2 separate regions of the Homo sapiens genome follow, and region 1 is linked to region 2. The links are chromatin loops, found by intact Hi-C in ENCODE. Cell type or tissue: mammary epithelial cell. All regions are shown on one strand. Links, peaks and the distances in the headings refer to the core of each region. The heading gives the core; the rest is flanking DNA. Region 1 has its middle 99 kb from the start of CAV2-DT. Region 2 overlaps LOC105375463 (a long non-coding RNA gene).

Region 1 (8,512 bases), core at 260-8,259, 83 kb after region 2:
TCCATTCCATTTTGTGAAATCCACAAAGTGGAATTCTTTTCTAAAATGATGGGAACTTAACATCTCTATAGTAAGCCCTTGGTGTCAAGAATTTTGCACTGATGTTGGAACTTGTTCTCTGCCTCTCTCCTCAATCCCCCAGTCATTCTATGACCCTATACCTTGCTTTTTTTTTTTTACTTTATAGCATTTTTCATTGATTTATATTTATTCATTTATTTGCATATTGTGTGTCTCTTCCTGCTATAAGATGCAGAAACACTGTGACTTTGTTTCATTCATAAATGTATTCCCAGAACTTTGTTTTGTTGTTGTTGTTGTTGTTGTTGTTGTTGTTGTTGTTGTTTTGAGACCAAGTCTCACTCTGAGGCACCCGGGCTGGGGTACAGTGGTGAGATCTCAGTTCACTGCAACTTCTGCCTCCCAGTTTCAAGCGATTCTTCCACCTCAGTTTCCCAAGTAGCTTGGATTATAGGTGCCCACCACCACACCCAGCTAATTTTTTTTGTGTGTGTATTTTTAGTAGAGATGGGGTTTCCCCATATTGGCCAGGCTGGTCTCGATCTCCTGACCTCAGGTGATCTGCCCACCTCAGCCTCCCAAAGTGCTGGGATTACAGGTGTGAGCCACCACACCCAGCCTATTCCCAGAACTTTGAATAGTGCCCAACGCATACTAGGAACTCAGCATATTTTGTTGACCTAATCAGGATATCCACCTTTTAGTTTTTTCATTTAATCCTCACAGCAATTTGTGAAGTAGATATTAATTTTCACACTGTTTCAGATAAAAATAGTTTTTCATCAATATGAGGAAATAAAGAATAACATAAAATTAACATATATAGGTATATATGTGATATCAATAATTAGATCCCTCTGATGCCAAAGCTCTGTTCTTATGTCATTTGTAGCCCTTGTCATACTGCCTTGTATTATGTCCTCATCTGTCATACCCACAAGGATGTGAGCTCCGTGGGAGCAAGCCTCATTCTTCTTTCAATAATCTCCCTGCCATGAAGATAGCTGCTATTCACCAAGTGTTTATTGAGTTGAAATTGAACTTTCTCGTCTCAACTCTTGGCCATACTTAGATTTGGGACTCACTTACATGGAAAATATTTGCTCACAAGAGAGTATGTAGTTTTCTACAACTAATCCAAGATAGGTGACTTCTCTCAGCCAAGTGACTGTAATACAGAACAAAGAGACAATCGTGCACCTATAGAAACAAGTGAACCTGCTGGCTGGAAAGGAATCTGAACAGAATAACAAGAGGTCATTTCACAAGAAGGGAACAGTAAAAGCATTCGTGCAGAGAGGCAGGAAGGCTTGGAAGATGCACTTGGAGATGAGGGAATAGACCCAGCTGTCTGGGAACATTGATATCCATTGGAGTGGCAGCAGATGCAGGATGCTTCTATAGTCACCAGAACAAGTGAGTTCTAAAACTCTGAACTCTCAGTAGTGTAGTTTGTGAACTGGTTTCTATATGTATTAGATTCCTATTGCTGTTATAGCAAATTACCACAAATTTAGCAGCTTAAAACAACACAGATTTATGATCTTACAGTTCTAGAGGTCAGATGTTGATATGGTTTGGATCTGCGTCCCTGGCCAAATCTCAGGTGGAATTCTAATCCCCAGTGTTGGAGACGGGGCCTGCTGGGAGGTGACTGGATCATGGGAGTGGTTTTCTCATGAATGATTTAGCACCATCTCCTTGGTGCTGTTCTCATAAGTTCACAGGAGATCTGGTTGTGTAAAGGCGTGTAGCACCTCCCTTCTCTCTCTGTCTCTCACTGGCTCCTATTCCTGCCAAGTGATGTGCTGCCCCCCACTTTGCCTTCCACCATGATTGTAAGTTTCCTGAGGCTTCCCCTGAAGATGAGCAGATGCCAGTACCACACTTCCTGTTCAGCCTGCAGAACCATGAGCCAAATAAACCTCTTTCTTTGTAAATTACCCAGTCTCAAGTATTTATTTATAGCAATATGAGAACAGACTAATACAGATGTCCAGAATTGGTCTTATAGCGCTAAATTTAAGATGCCAGCTGGGTTGTGTACCTTTTGGAGGTTCTAAGGGAAATCCTCTTCTTGCCTTTCATGGCCTATAGAGGCTGCCCACATTCCTTGGCTTGTAGCCCCCTTCTCTCTTCAAAAATTCATCAGTACAACCTCTGCTTCTATAGGTCATCACCTTTCCTTCCCCGACTGACTCTGTCACCCCCACCTCCCTCTTTTATTTATTAAGGACCACTGTGATTACACTGGATTTGTCTGAATAATCCAGGATAGTCACTTTTATCCATCAAATCGACTGGGCCACAGTGCCCAGATATTTAATCAAACATTATTCTGTCTGTTTCTGTGAAGTTGTGTCTTGAAAGAGACTAGCAATTAAATTGGTGGACTTTGAATAAGGCAGAGTGGCCTCCGTAATGTGGATAAGCCCCATCCAATTAGTTGAACCTCATAATAGAACAAAGGCTGACCTCTCCCAAGGAAGAAGGAATTTTGCCAGGGGAATGCTTTTGGATTTGAATGGCAACACTTCCGTAAGTCTCCAGCCCACTGGCCTGCCCCATCAGATTTTGGATTTATCAAGCCTCCACAACCAACTGAGCCAGTTTCTTAAAATAAATCTCTCTCTCTCTCTCTGTCCTCTGTATCTTTCTATGTATACACACACACACACACACACACACACACACACAGTTTGTTCCACTTCTTAGAGAACCCTAATTCACAGGGCAATTGCCCCATCTCAAAATCTTTAACTAAATCACACCAGCAAAGTTCCTTTTGCTGTGAAGGTAACATACTAGCTGATTCCAGGAATTCAGACATGGGTATCTTTAAAGGGCCATTATTTTGCCTACTACACTTTACAACCCTTATCAGTCCCCACTTGATCAAGTATTCATCTTGAAAAGCATTGAACCTAGCCCTGAGCAATGGCCATCCACTTGCCAAAAGAGAAGTTCCCTGAAAGATACTATTCTGAAGAATAGTGATGCTGGACTTCTAGCAAATGAACTTTAAATAAAATAATAAGTGTAATTGTATACTTTTCTTTTTCCCTAAATGGACCTTTTCTATGATACAGAATGAAAAAAGAAAAGGCCTTCTAATTTGTGGGACTCAAGTGATTTGACAAAAGCTGTATTGGGGCTTCAAGCATTTTTATTTTAATAGTGCTATTCAGAGAGGTTTGCAAGTATAATTAAATATACCACATCTCAGTTCTGTATTTTTCACACATGATGATATCTCAGAGACAAACTATTTAGAAATAGATCTAATGACAAAAAAATGAGTAGTCTAAGGAGGATGCTACAATCTGCATCACAAAATTGCACCTGTTCTATATCCCATACAATTTTGCACTTTTATTCTGAGCAGAACTATTTGAATATTTAAATAAAACATAATTGAGCATTTGGAGAGCAACTTTTGCTTCAGGTAATAGTTTTAACTGACAAGGAATCTGGAAGTTTACCCTCCTTCAATGGTGATTCTAATCCCCCCACCAACTTTTCAAATTTCTCAGTGGAAAGTGGAAAATCTCTGATCCACACCATCTGTTTACCTCATCCAGTAGTGCATTCCACTCTCTGCAACAGAAGGCTTGTGACAACCTGCCAATAAAATTCCTGAGGTTGTCAAGGCACAGGATACTTGTGAAAAAGATTCAGATAAGATTTTTCATGGTTAAATTCCTCACATACATACCCTCTCTCTCAAAGCACTACTTGGCTTCAGTAAGAGATTTCAGGTAAAACAGAAAAATGCCACACAGAGAGAGCTTTCAATGATTTATTCCATAAACAGGCAGTTTGCTGTGTTGGAATCCCTGACTCATCCAGCTGTGGGATATAAGTCTGGGCTTCCATTTGCATTCATTTAAATTGCAATTAGCTGGTGGCAGGTCATATCCAACTTAGTATATTCCATAAAGAATGGATTTCTAGGTCTGCCAGAGAACACTGTCCATGTTGAATACATAATAATCACCCTTGGTGTTGAACCCAAGCAAACAGGGTCACAAGAAAATTGTGTAAAATTCTCTGAGTTCTACAACCTTCATGATGGTTGAGAAGTTGCTTTCTAAAACAAGAGACGTTCTGTAGTAACATTGAGTAGTAATTAAAGAGCCAGACACTACACTAAGAACTTTAAATATGTTTTCTTAGTTAACTCACGCAACTACTCTGTGAATTACATTCTATTATCCGACCTACTTTTCAGATGGTGTAACCGCTCAATGGGTTCACCTTTCCCGCTGCCTAGACAGAGCTGATTTATCAATGCAGGGGAATTCTGATAGAGAAAGAGTAATTCATGCAGAGCCAGCTGTGCGTGAGACCAGAGTTTTATTATTACTCAAATCAGTCTCCTGAGCATTCCAACATGAGAGCTTTTAGGGACAACTTGGTGGGTGGGGGGACGCCAGTGACCTGGAGTGTTGATTGGTCAGGTCAGAAATGAAATCACAGGGAGTGGAAGCTGTCTTCTTGTGTTGAGTCAGTTCCTGGGTGGGGGCCACAAGATCAGATGAGCCAATCTATCAATCTGGGTGGTGCCAGCTGATCCATCAAGTGCAAGTTCTGCCAAATATCTCAAGCACTGATCTTAGAAACAGTTTAGTGAGGGTGAGAATCTTGTAGCCTCCAGCTGCGTGATTCCTAAACCATGATTTCTAATCTTGTGGCTAATTTGTTAGTCCTACATAGACAGTCTAGTCCCCAGGCCAGAAGGGGATTTGCCTTGGGAAAAGCCCATTATCATCTTTTTTTAAAATTATAAACTATAAACTAAGTTCCTCCCAAAGTTAGTTCAGCCTATGCCCAGGAATGAATAAAGACAGCTTGGAGGTTAAGAGCAAGATGGAATTAGTTAGGTCAGATCTCTTTCACTGTCTCAGTGACAACTTTGCAATGCCAGTTTCAATGGCAAAGTCGAGGCAGAAGGGTTAAGTGATTGGCCAAGAGTCACATGACTGGACTGGAGACAGGCTATAAACTCAGATAGCTTGTCTAAAGAGTCCATGTGCTCAACTAAAGGGCTTTGCAACATTTGTTCCAAGAAGGCTGTCCTTCCTTTATGAAGGAACCACTCTTGACATATCCTTGGATATCAGTGAATTTTCCAAGGAGTCATGAGAATGAATTTGCACTGATCCATCCACCCATACTCAACTAGTCTGAAGGAACATTGTTACAAGATTGGCTGAATGGGATAGAGTTTTTGGTTCCAAGAGTAAATTTATTGGCTCACTTAGAGATGAATCTGAAACTTGGGCTCATTAACATGACGCTTTAATGAAATAAACTAGTAAGCCATAGACGTTGTTACAAATAATCTCTTTGATTGCCCAAAGCCATATGCTGTGAAGGAAATAAATAATTACAAGCAGAAACATTTTTTCCTTTATGGTAAACAAGATGAAACTCTCTAGTTATATTTTCCTATTTTTTTTTTCCTGGAGCTATAAAATTCCCAATGTTGCTAAATACACTGTGTTCCCCAAATTCACATTGTATTGCTTTCAAATGGCTTTAATTCCTTCAAAATGACTGATGGTTCTATAGTTTGCTGTGAGATCAGCCCTAAAGAATAGGAGGAAGTTCTCCAAGTTGCCACAAATGTTGATCTCTCCTACATAATACAATTTTCACAAAAACCTCATGGACAGTCCTCTCAATAGCAGATCAAAACACTTGATTAAAGATAATAATACTGTAGACTGCTTCTCTAAAAAGAGCTGATGGCTTCTCATAGATAAGAAAAAACAAACAAACAAAAAGGATCATTGGTTTAGTGCCATAACCAGCTCTTTTTTTCTTATTAAAGAATGGAGCAACAATTTTCCAATGCAACCATTCTTTCAGTAAACTTTTGCCGGCCATCTTCAAGGTTCACCTCACATTTGGGAAGATGTGAACAAAGGTGTCTACATTGAAGAGGACAGAGCTCCTCTCATGGTACAAACCTGTACCATTTGGCTACTCAATATAGTTTCTGAGGAGACATTTCAAAATCCTGTGTGCACTCTGCTTGGTTTGAAAGCAAACTTCCATTTCCCTATTTCTTGTTATTTTGTTTGCGTTTTTATACATCTAGCCATCTAGCACTCACTGGCAACCTCATTTTTGTTACTGTTGGCTTAAAAACTTTCATTTTATCCAAGGTTTATTACTTCATATTTGCCTCCTGTGTTTAGCCTAAAAATGCCTTTAGTTTAGCATGTTGTCTAAATCTATTAATAATTATCGAGGTCAAAATTTTCAATCTTTATAAAGGTATAAGGAATACGTCTACAGATGAAATTATGTGAAGCAAGACTTTATGCTTTGGCTTTCATGAAACCTGCTCCTCCCCACGCAAAGAATAGCCAGGAACTTGTTCCTTTCTTCCAATTTGTTCCTATGTTCACATGGCAAGACCAGATATGGGACATTAAATGCTTTCTTAGCCATACATAAATGGCTTTCATCCTTGCAAACTGACAGTTTTATAGTAAGACTAAGTTCCAAACAACAGTGGCTTGTTCAGGCCAGGGCCAGACTCTGTGTGCCACACAGATTCACTTTGGTGAAGTGAGAGAATAACCTCAGTCCTTTTTTTATTATTATGGTGAAAAAATACAATTTTATGCTCCAGAGTTAGAAGCCTAATTTCCGAAAGGTAAAAATAGTTGCTAACATGAAGCAACTTCTTTGTGCATCAGTTTACGAGTTCTCCTTCATAGGTTCTCACTGTATATGGGTTATTTCTCCAAAGACGCAGAGAAAAACTATAAAAGACAATTCTTTATTGAATAAAACTCTTCCATTCACCTCAAAAGTGATTTCTCAGTCCCTCAGCCTGCCTTTTCTTATCAATCCCAACATCATCCCAAATGCAGAAAAGACTTGAACCTGAGTTTTTCTGACTGAAGTTTAGCATTGATTTTTTGGATATTTTATAGACTGTGTGCCAGGCATCTAGGCACGGCTAGAGGAATAATAGTGCACAGGCAAACACCAGTCATTTTCAATTTGCAAATGATCTCTTTTCCTATAAATAGATGTATGTGAAGTGTGTCACACCCCTAACTCTGTTTCATGAGGTGCTTGTGACATTTCTGGCTCCTATTACCCCACAAAGCCTTTGCTGTCATCATACTCTTATTAGTGAAATACAATCCATGAAGAGCAAATTCCCGCAACAGGAAACAATAGCAAATATGATTTAAGATTGCCTGAATCTGGGGCCAGCCACAAAGAGCTGCTGCACTGCTATTAAATGAAAGGCCAACAGCCAAGAACAAGGTCTTGAAGAGGCAGATTCACAACTAAATACTGCAAAGGGCTCAAATCAGGGAAAGTGACCAACTATGAGCAACTCTCAAAAAGAATACAAGTGGAAATGGATTTCCAGACTTACTTGATTGCATTAGTAGGAGGCTCTATTTTCTTTCAAGTGCCTGGTTTGGTACTATATGTAATCATGAGCTTTATTTGTTATTTTTGATTATTAATTGGGGAGCAAACTAAAATAGCACCTTGGAAAGCTAAATTTACCAGAAAGGAAAAGCCAATATGTCATTGTTTCAAGGAAAAAGCTGTTTTATCTTGTGTATACAGTTTCTTTTCATCTGTATTTCAAATATCAAAAATAGACTGATAAATTCCCAATACTAAAGGTAAAAGCACAATTATCAAATATATATTCATCCGTTGCCATCTATATTCTTTTGATGGTAACTGCTCCTTCCAAAAAGAGAACACAGTAAAACATAATAAATTTTGAAGTAATAAAATTGGAAGGCAATAATTTTAAAATGCTCCCTAGAAATGGCTTGTCCTCCAGGACAGAGTCCAAGTGGGCTCTAGGTGGCTGACATACATGCTACATCTGCATCTAATGAAGGCCATACTCATCTTGCAGTCAGAGAACTGGATTATTTTTTAGATTGTCCACTTTGGTATATGCTATGTGATGTCTTCAAGAGTCTTCTGCAGAGAGAATTATCATGCACACACCTTGGGTAAATTAAAAACAAACTCCGAAAACAAGCCAGCATTTGGTGTTTATCTAAGAACTCTAGTGTCCTTAGGGCTTATCTAACAACCCTAATAAGCCCCATGTTTGGCTTAAATACCTGACTACACATTTTAGTAGAGCCCAGGAGGCAAGAGTTAAAATGAACGTGTTAAGGACAAGTACTCCTGTTTGAATTAGCAAAAACTAGTTATTCAACACCTCAAATCCGAATGTGTCATTAATATTATTGATGAGCACTCAGACAAAGGACTACTAGACCAGGAAAGCAGGATTTGGGTGGGGAAAGCACTCTGTACATAGGTGGAATTACACTGATGAATAAACGACAGCACTTCAGAAAGAACACACCCAAATGCAAACTTTACATGCTATATGACTTTGCCATGGATCAGTTCTATTCACAGAATCATGTGAATGTCAATTAGTTTGCAAAAATAAAATTCCAGACTAAAATTACTT
Region 2 (8,512 bases), core at 158-8,157:
TGACTGTAGAATGTTACTAAAGGAGTTTGTAGAATCTCCTTTTTCAGATATTTTTAAAGAATAGAAAATGGTATCGCTTGACTTGGGCAGATTCTTGCCTAATGTGTCCTTTCTAAAATACAACCACAGACATCAGTATCATTTATGGTAGAGAATGGGGAGGCTTACTCTCCGAATTCATGCAACAAACATTTATGGAGCCTCATGATGTACCAGGCACTAGGAATTAAACTTCCAATTCAATGTCCCCATGCAAACAGATCTTCAGATAGATAGGCAGATAGACAGTGGAAAGGGAATGTGGTAAATGCCATGTAGGGAAGGGGAAAGACTGGCCCAGTAATTATGACCACCTTTAACTGAGTCCAGGCACTGTCAGGCAGTGTCCAGGCACAGTGTCAAGCACTCCATGTACATTATTTTATTTAGTGCTCACAACAACCCTATGGAATATATACTATCATTTGCCAGCTATTATCCATGAAGAAACTAAGGTTAAGGAGAGATTAAATAACTTGCCCAAGATCACGCAGACAGCAAATTGCAGAGATTGTTTTGACTGTAGAGTTGAAGTTCTTAAACCCTGGGCCAGCCAGTCAGAATCTGAGAGGAGACAAGTAAGGTTGGTGAGGGGAATGGGAATTGAAAGGGATGAGGAAAGCCTTCTGAAGGAGAAGCCATTTCAATGGAGTTTTGAATGAGCAGGAGTTGGCCAGGTGTATTTTATCCGGGGGGCTGGTAGTGGAGGAGAAGACATGTTTGCCAGATAAAGCAGCTGTGGAAGGGACTGAATTTCAGTCACTTGTTATTTAGCTAAAGACATGGTCATTCTAAAGTCCCTACCGAGTTCTTGCACACTGATACCAGGGTTTTCAATGAGTAGTGCTCAGTTTATAAGAGTTAAGAAGTCACCATTTTTTTTTCTTAGTCCAAATGAAAATAGTGCTTCATCTGAGATCTGCGTATGAATGGCTCTGCCTGTCTTTGGTCAACCCATTTTCCACTCCCTTTACTTGTCCCTTCTTTCCCTCCGGCCTCTAACTCTCTTAGTCCTTCCTTCTTTTCTCTGAAATGAAGCTCTCTCCTACCCATAGAGAACACTTCCTCCTCTGGTTCACCAGGAAGTTTTTTTGGGCACAGCTTCATGGCCTCTCACAGTGATGGATCCTTATTTAAAGCCTGAAATCGATTTCCCCATGGCATCACAATATCTATGGCCATGCTTCCCTCTCAAACATGTGCATTTACTTTTTTTTGGAAGGAGAGAGGAGCAAAATTCATAATTCTTTTCTTCTTTCAGGCCTTTTAATAGTTCCAGTTCTTCTCTGGTCAATCAATCCCCATTTAGTGGAGGCTTAAGCTCCCTCCAGCCTGATTCTCTTTTATACGGCTGCCTTTCTGATGTCGTATATCGGTACAAACAAATAAACATAAAGAGGTTTGGTTTTTCTTTTTTCAGTTTGTTTCTTCTCAGGAAAATAAATTCTATTTAATTTTTCTGACTCCAATATACTCTTGCATGTCATAGAATCTTGTTTTATAATCAGCTATTGGAACTTTAGTAGGTCTACAAACAACCATTTCCTTTCCTAACTAAAATCAGAACCAATTGAAAAAGAGAAGAGGAGTCAGACCACTGCCTCACAGACAGTGGATTTTAAAATGTGGCTTTAGATCTGCAGTCGTCACTGGCCTCCAACACGTAACTCCTGAAAGAGACTGTCAGAGCAGTGATGCCAACGCAGACCCGGGGAATGACAGGACTTCCCCAGACAGTCCCCACCGGGCAGAGTCTGCCCGGTGAGCTCATTCCCTCTAAGGAGGAGTGAATCAGGACAGCTAGAGCTGGGACTGACATGTTGAAGCAAGTTTCTGCACACAGAAATAGGAGGCCAGGGTAAAGGAAAATCCTCCATGTTGAGATGTGGAAAGAAACCTGATTTTTGTTTGTCTCCCTTTATAACATTAATTCCCATTCCTTTCAGATTAGACTTTCATGTGTTATTTGTCGTTTACATAATGCTTTTGAATACAATTATTTAAACCTTTTTCTGTCTGTCTCACATTTCTCGGATGAGATATTCTCACTTTCCTCTTAAGGGTATTTTATTGTTCTTGTGTAACTACTGTCAAAAAATAAAAATTTCAACAAATTTAGTTTAATGATCTAAACTATTAGTGATTCATTAATCAGACGGTATCCCATCTATGAAACAGAAAAGCACGCTAGTAAGCTGAGGAGAGGCAGTGGGCTTTATAGGCAGAAAAGCCTGAAGAAAGCAGAAACAGGAACAGAAAGCCGATTGGTTGTTTCAAAGTTACTTTCTTTAAAAGGATAAAGCAGAGCCAGGGGACTTTCTTATTATGTCAGCTCAGGTTGACTGGGCCCCTTTTAATTGATTGCTGTGAATCTGTTTTTTGTTGTTGTTGTTTTGTGTTTTTTTGGGGGTTTTTTTGTTTGTTTTCTAACTGGCTGATTTTAAAGTCCAGTTTGGGGACCTAGCACTAGTGATTCCATTCTGGTTTGGTCTGTTCTTCTGGGCCTAGTGCAAGAGCTTAGTCCAAAACAATAGCCTCCCATAAATTTAACACTACTCTCAGTAAAAATAACCATTGGTATTTTTATAGCATGGCTTTTAATAATGCCTATATTCTCATATTTGCAAAGTGCATTTTCCTGAGCTGATTTTATCAGTGGCTTTACTTCCAAAATAATTTCCTTTTAGGACAATATCAGAACGGCACATACAAGTGTCCCCAAGTCATATTTGGAATAAGATCACTTGGGAACACAAGTCAAAGAAGGTATGTAACCAACTCACCTCATCTAATGGAACAGGTTTCCCTGGGCAAGCATAAGATTATTGTACATTGTTCAAAGATTTCAAGACAGATAGCGTAGATTTCAAGAATGCCAAACATAAGGCAGAGAGGAGTCTACTGGGATATTTTCCCGAATTGTGGCTTGTATCTCTCTCTGGTCTATTAGAAGACCTCCTGCATACCCCTAACAAGAGAAAAAATGACAGATGAAAGAAAGAGAGAGAGAGAGACTTTCTTGTAATTAATCTAATAGGCATTTTTAAAATTGAACACTTGGACTTCCTCCAACTGGCATCTTTAAAACACCCATTGATTAACAGGCAAATGGGATGAGTGAATTCATTATAAGAAGTGAATCCTTTGCGTCCACCAGATTCTTCTGCCTTCATTGTCATCAAAGTTCTTGGGCTCACTCACTGGCTATCATCCCTCTCACTCATCTCTAAAATGGTTTCAACATCCCCTCTGTGCGGTCCAGTTTCTCACCTAATTTGCATTAGGCTGATTCATTCATTCCTCAGCAGGGTTACTTGATGTGCTTTCTTCCCAGTGGCATCCATGTGTAAAGCTGTCTCTCACTGGCTCTTATCACAGTCAGATTCAAAATGCTCATTTCAGAAAGACTGCAAGTCTTAATAGAAGGTATAGAATTTAACAACATGAACACAGTGAAAGTTTAAGAATGGTTTCTGGAATACCTGAAATCTATTCTGCTTATATTAAAATGGCTTTCGGCAGAGGGTGAAAAACCCTGCCGGCAATCAGAGCATTCTGTGACATTCAAGTCTGCCCAGAGTCAGCAGCCAAGCAGCGTGCTCTCTGATCTACAGATTTGCATTGTTCACTAACCTTCCTGTGCCAAAAACACTCAGTTGCTCCCTTTCACCAGCCTCTAAGGTCACAAGACAGACAGTTCTTTCTTGATTACTCAAACAAATACACGTCTGATTCAGAGCGGGGAAAAAAGAGTTGCCAACAGTCAAGGCTTAGAAAGGCCAGGGCTGCTTGCACTTAGAAGCCAGCCTGATGAATCACCACATCCATGACTAATTGTGGGGTTCAAGTGTGCCCAGTTATAGAGCCTGTTTTTTAGAAAGGAAAATGCTAAAGAAGACACATAGAAATGTGGAAGAAAACTAGACACTTTTGTGTGACTACACAGATGGCCCGTGGTCATTAACAGGCTTGATACATACCTTTCTCTATATATATATAGTTTTTTTTTTTTTTTTTGACAGAGTTTCACTCTTATTGCCCAGGCTAGAGTGCAATGGTGCAATCTCAGCTCACCAAAACCTCCGCCTCCCGGGTTCAAGCAATTCTCCTGCCTCAGCCTCCTGAGTAGCTGAGATTACAGGCATGCGCCACCATGCCTGACTAATTTTGTATTTTTAGTAGAGATGGGGTTTCTTCATGTTGGTCAGGCTGGTCTTGAACTCCCAACCTCAGGTGATCCGCCAGCCTCGGCCTCCCAAAGTGCTGGGATTAGAGGTATAAGCCACTGCACCCAGCCCTCTCTCTATGTTCTTTCAATTAAGCCCCAGAAAATGTGGAAATGCCATTGCCCTCAACCTGGCTTTCCTCACAAGAGTAAACTTCATGGGCTTAAAAAAAATTCCAAACATTTTTTAAATCTCATAAGGTTAAGAAAGGGCAGTCGACTTCAATAAATTATGATGCTGATGATTTTTGTTTTAAAAAACTGGCAAAAACAGACTTTTACATATATATGACTATCATATATGACTTTTACATATACGTATATAGGTGAATTACTTATATACATATAAGTACATAAAGTATACAGTTACATGTATGTTAAAGTATGTATATACATATCTAATGTAAATATACATATATATGCACATATGAACCTATATCTTCATTGCATGCTTATGTAATAGATGCAGTGTGTAATATGTGTAAATCCATGTTTTATTTGTATAGATACCAAGGACATGATAATAAAAATGACATAGTTCTTGTCCTCAATTGTATAGTCTGTTGGGAAAGAAAACACACAAATAGAAAAAATTTTCATATAGAGAATTTTTAATATTCTCTATATGCTGCTATAAAATCAATAGTAGTCATGCACAGGGTGTTGTTGGCATAAGGGAGGAAACCTTGAAAAAGGGGTACATGTTAGGGAAAGCTTTGGGAAAGTGAGAGATGAGCTGATCTGAAAGGACTTGTAGTAGTGACTCTTGTTGAGTGGGAGGGAGGGGTAGGCAATGAATGGAGGAAATCCCAGGTAGAGGAAAAAGAGAGTACCAGAACAGCCCCACATTTATTTAAGAAATTGAAATTATAGCTAAAAACCTCCACACACAAAACTCCAGGCACCAAAGTTTTCATGGTTAAATTGTACCAAACCTTTAGTAAATAAATAAAACCAATTATACACAAACTCTTCCAGAAAATTTAAGACAAGGAAATACTTCCCACTTTATCTGGGAGGGCTGCCTTACCTTAACCCAAAATCTAGATGTTACAAGAAAAGATAACTACACAACATTAAATATCCCACATAAACATAGGTACGAAAAACCTTGAGAAAATTATAGCAAATGAAATTTAACAACATATAGAAAGAATAATACATCATGAATAAATGAGGTTTATTATGAGAGTGCAGGGCAAACATTTGGAAATAAATTGACGTAATTCACCATATAAAAAACAGACGAACATCTCAATAGGTGCAGAAAATATAATTGACAAAATTCTATATAGATTCATGATAGAATGAACAGCACTCAGTAATCTGGGAATAGATGGGAATTCCCTTAACTTGATAAAGGCATCCATTTAAAAAACAAATAACCAAAATACTATAGCTAGCATCAAACTGAATGGGAAATGACAATTCAGTGCAGAAACAATTGGTGTTGAAACAATTTGATATCCACATGTCCTATAGTTTGAATATGTCCCCTTCAAAATTCAGGTGTTAAAACTTAATGGCCAATGCAGTGACATTAAAAGGTGGGTCTTCTCAGAGGTTATTAGGTAATGAGAGCTCCTCCCATTACGAGTGGGATTAAGGCCCTCATAAAAGGAGCTTCACTCAACATTTGACCCTCTTGCCCTCTGCCTTCCACCATATAAGGACACAGTGTTCTGCCTCTCCTGAGTAAGCAGCAACAACGCACCATCTTGGAATCAGGGGACGGCCCTCACCAGACAACTAAATCTGCAGACACCTTGGACTTCCCAGCCTCCAGAACTGTAAGAAATAGATTTCTGTTCTTTACACATTATCCAGTCTTGGGTGTTCTATCATAGCAACACTAGTAAACTAAGACAATATGCAGAGAGAGAAAAAGAGAGAGAGGAAGGAAGGAGGGAGGGAAGGAGGAACAAAAGAAAGAGAGATCTTTAAAGCATACCTTACATACAAATACTAACTCAAAATGGATCAATACCTAAAAGTGAAATCTAAATTAAATTATTGTACCTTTTGAAAAAATAAGCCACAGAATGGGAGAAAATGCTTGCAAATCATTTATCTGATAAAGAACTTATAACAAAGATATATAAGGATGTCTCAAAACTCAATACTAAGAAAACAACAATGTAATACAAAAAGGACAAAATTTATTTTCGTTTGGTCACTTTTTAAAAATTTTACTTTAAGTTCTGGGATATATTTGCAGAATGTGCAGGTTTGTTACGTAGGTATACATGAGTTGACACTTCACCAAAGAAGATATTCATATAACAAATAATTACATGAAAAGACCCTTGAGTTCATTAGTTATGAAGCAAATGAAAAACCCTAATGACATACTACTACATGCCTATTACAATTACTAAAATCAAAAGAACTGACAATATTGATGATCACATAGAAAAAGCGAAACTTTCATACATTCCTAATGGAAATGCAAAATAGTATTGTCACTTTAGAAAAACAGTTTAGCAGCTTCTTAAAGAGTTAAGTATTTACCTACAATACAATCTAGCATTGCCACTTCAAAGATGAAAGTTTTATTTACATAAAAGCAGATATAGAAAAGTTTATACAGCTTTTCTATATATCTTCCAAAACTGGAACAACACAAATGTTCTTCAACAGGTGAATGGATAACCAAATTATGGTACATCCATACAATGGAATACTATTCAGGATTAAAAAGGAATGAACTACTGATAGACACAACATGGCCAAGTGCATTATACCAAGCAAAAAAAGCCAGATTTAAAAGACTACATACTGGCTGGGCATGGTGGCTCAAGCCTGTAATCCTAGCACTTTGGGAGGCTGAGGCAGGTGGATCACTTGAGGTCAAGAGTTCAAGACTGGCCTGGCCAACATGATGAAACCCCATCTCTACTAAAAATAGCTAATTAGCTGGGCCTGCTGGCGGGAACCAGTAATCCCAGTTACTCAGGAGGCTGAGGCAGGAGAATCGCTTAAACCTGGGAGGTAGAGGGTACTGTGAACCAAGATCGTGCCACTGCACTCTAGCCTGGGTGACAGAGTAAGACTCTGCCTCAAAAATAAATAAAATAAAATAAAAGATTGCATACTTTTACTTGATTCCAGTTGTATGACATTCTGAAAAAAAGCAAAACTATAGGGACACAAAACAGAACTATACCTTAGAACAGGTAAATTTATTTATGTAAAGTGTATCTTAATAAAGCATGAAGAAAAATTAAAATGTCATCCATAATAAGAAAATTATTTAACATACATGAATTACCACATCTTAAAACTAAATCATAAAATTTAATGTATTAAAATTTTAGCATTTTAATTTGTTGTAATATGGAAAGTTATCTAGATCAACCCTCTTGCTGAAACAAGCTAATAATCCTGAGTAAATATATATTCTTAAAAATAATTATTGAACTGACAGGGTCATAAAGCATTTTTAGCAGAAATCCAGAAGGTAAGTGGAATTCTGCAGCCAACTTTCATTTTTATGGCATTTGCTAATTAGGATGAATTTGATCTACAATATTTTAGCTTCATGTGGTGCAAAGAACAAAAGACAAAAAGTCCAAAGCAGTTTATAAGAGACAAGTTTGAAATCTAAATATTCAGAACATTTGGAAGTAAAATGATTCAATAAATCATATACATGAATCAAAATCTAAGTACTTGGCAGGTAGTAAACTATTAGCATCACTCTAAATAGATTTACTAACTAAAGCATTAGGAGATTAAACTGATCACTACACGATGCTAAAACATTTAATAACTCAAGAAGATATAACAGTTCTAAACCTGTATGTACCTATCAACATAGCCTTAAATATGTAAACCAAAAATTGAAAGACAGGAAAAATAAATGCAAATAATAGTGAGGATGTTAGTATATTCCTCTCATAGCTAAAGAAACAGCTGACAAAATAAAATTAACATGATACTGATGATTTTTAAAACATGATTCAATGAATAAGCGGACATATATAGAACACTATATCCACCCATGTAAATTACAAAAACTTTTGAAACATACAGAAAACATATTATAAAATTGGCCATATTCTGATCCAAAAGCAGCTCTCAACAAAGTTTAAAGAACTAAGCCATGCATATCACATTCTCTATGATGAAATTTAGTTAAAAATCAAAACAAAAAGATAACTAGAAAAAAACACAGTATGTTTAGAAGAAAACCACAACTAAATAACCCATGAGCCAAAGATAAAATCATAATATTACAAAATATTC

Evidence for each region. A loop is a pair of places that touch in the nucleus more often than their neighbours do. Peaks named below come from ENCODE experiments on the same cell type or tissue, not always from the same donor. Only the 100,000 strongest peaks of a DNase experiment are listed, where the experiment ranks them.
Region 1: a loop joins it to region 2, with 10 times the contacts of the local background. A loop is called at or near these places in 3 of 110 quality-filtered maps.

The regions. Positions count from the first base shown.
Region 1 is chr7:116,396,257-116,404,768 of GRCh38, forward strand. No RefSeq gene overlaps it. Among named protein-coding and RNA genes, the nearest start is that of CAV2-DT, 99 kb to the right of the region's middle. In mammary epithelial cell, for the core only: no CTCF peak of the experiment used is centred there; a DNase peak (open chromatin) is centred at 3,765; H3K27ac peaks cover 1,641 bases.
Region 2 is chr7:116,313,706-116,322,217 of GRCh38, forward strand. LOC105375463 (a long non-coding RNA gene) reads left to right here. Exons shown (of 7, transcript XR_001745336.2): 4 at 2,727-2,805; 5 at 5,936-6,054. Among named protein-coding and RNA genes, the nearest start is that of TES, 110 kb to the left of the region's middle. RefSeq lists enhancers at 3,434-3,513, 3,614-3,763. In mammary epithelial cell, for the core only: no CTCF peak of the experiment used is centred there; DNase peaks (open chromatin) are centred at 1,806, 3,306 and 3,766; H3K27ac peaks cover 3,660 bases.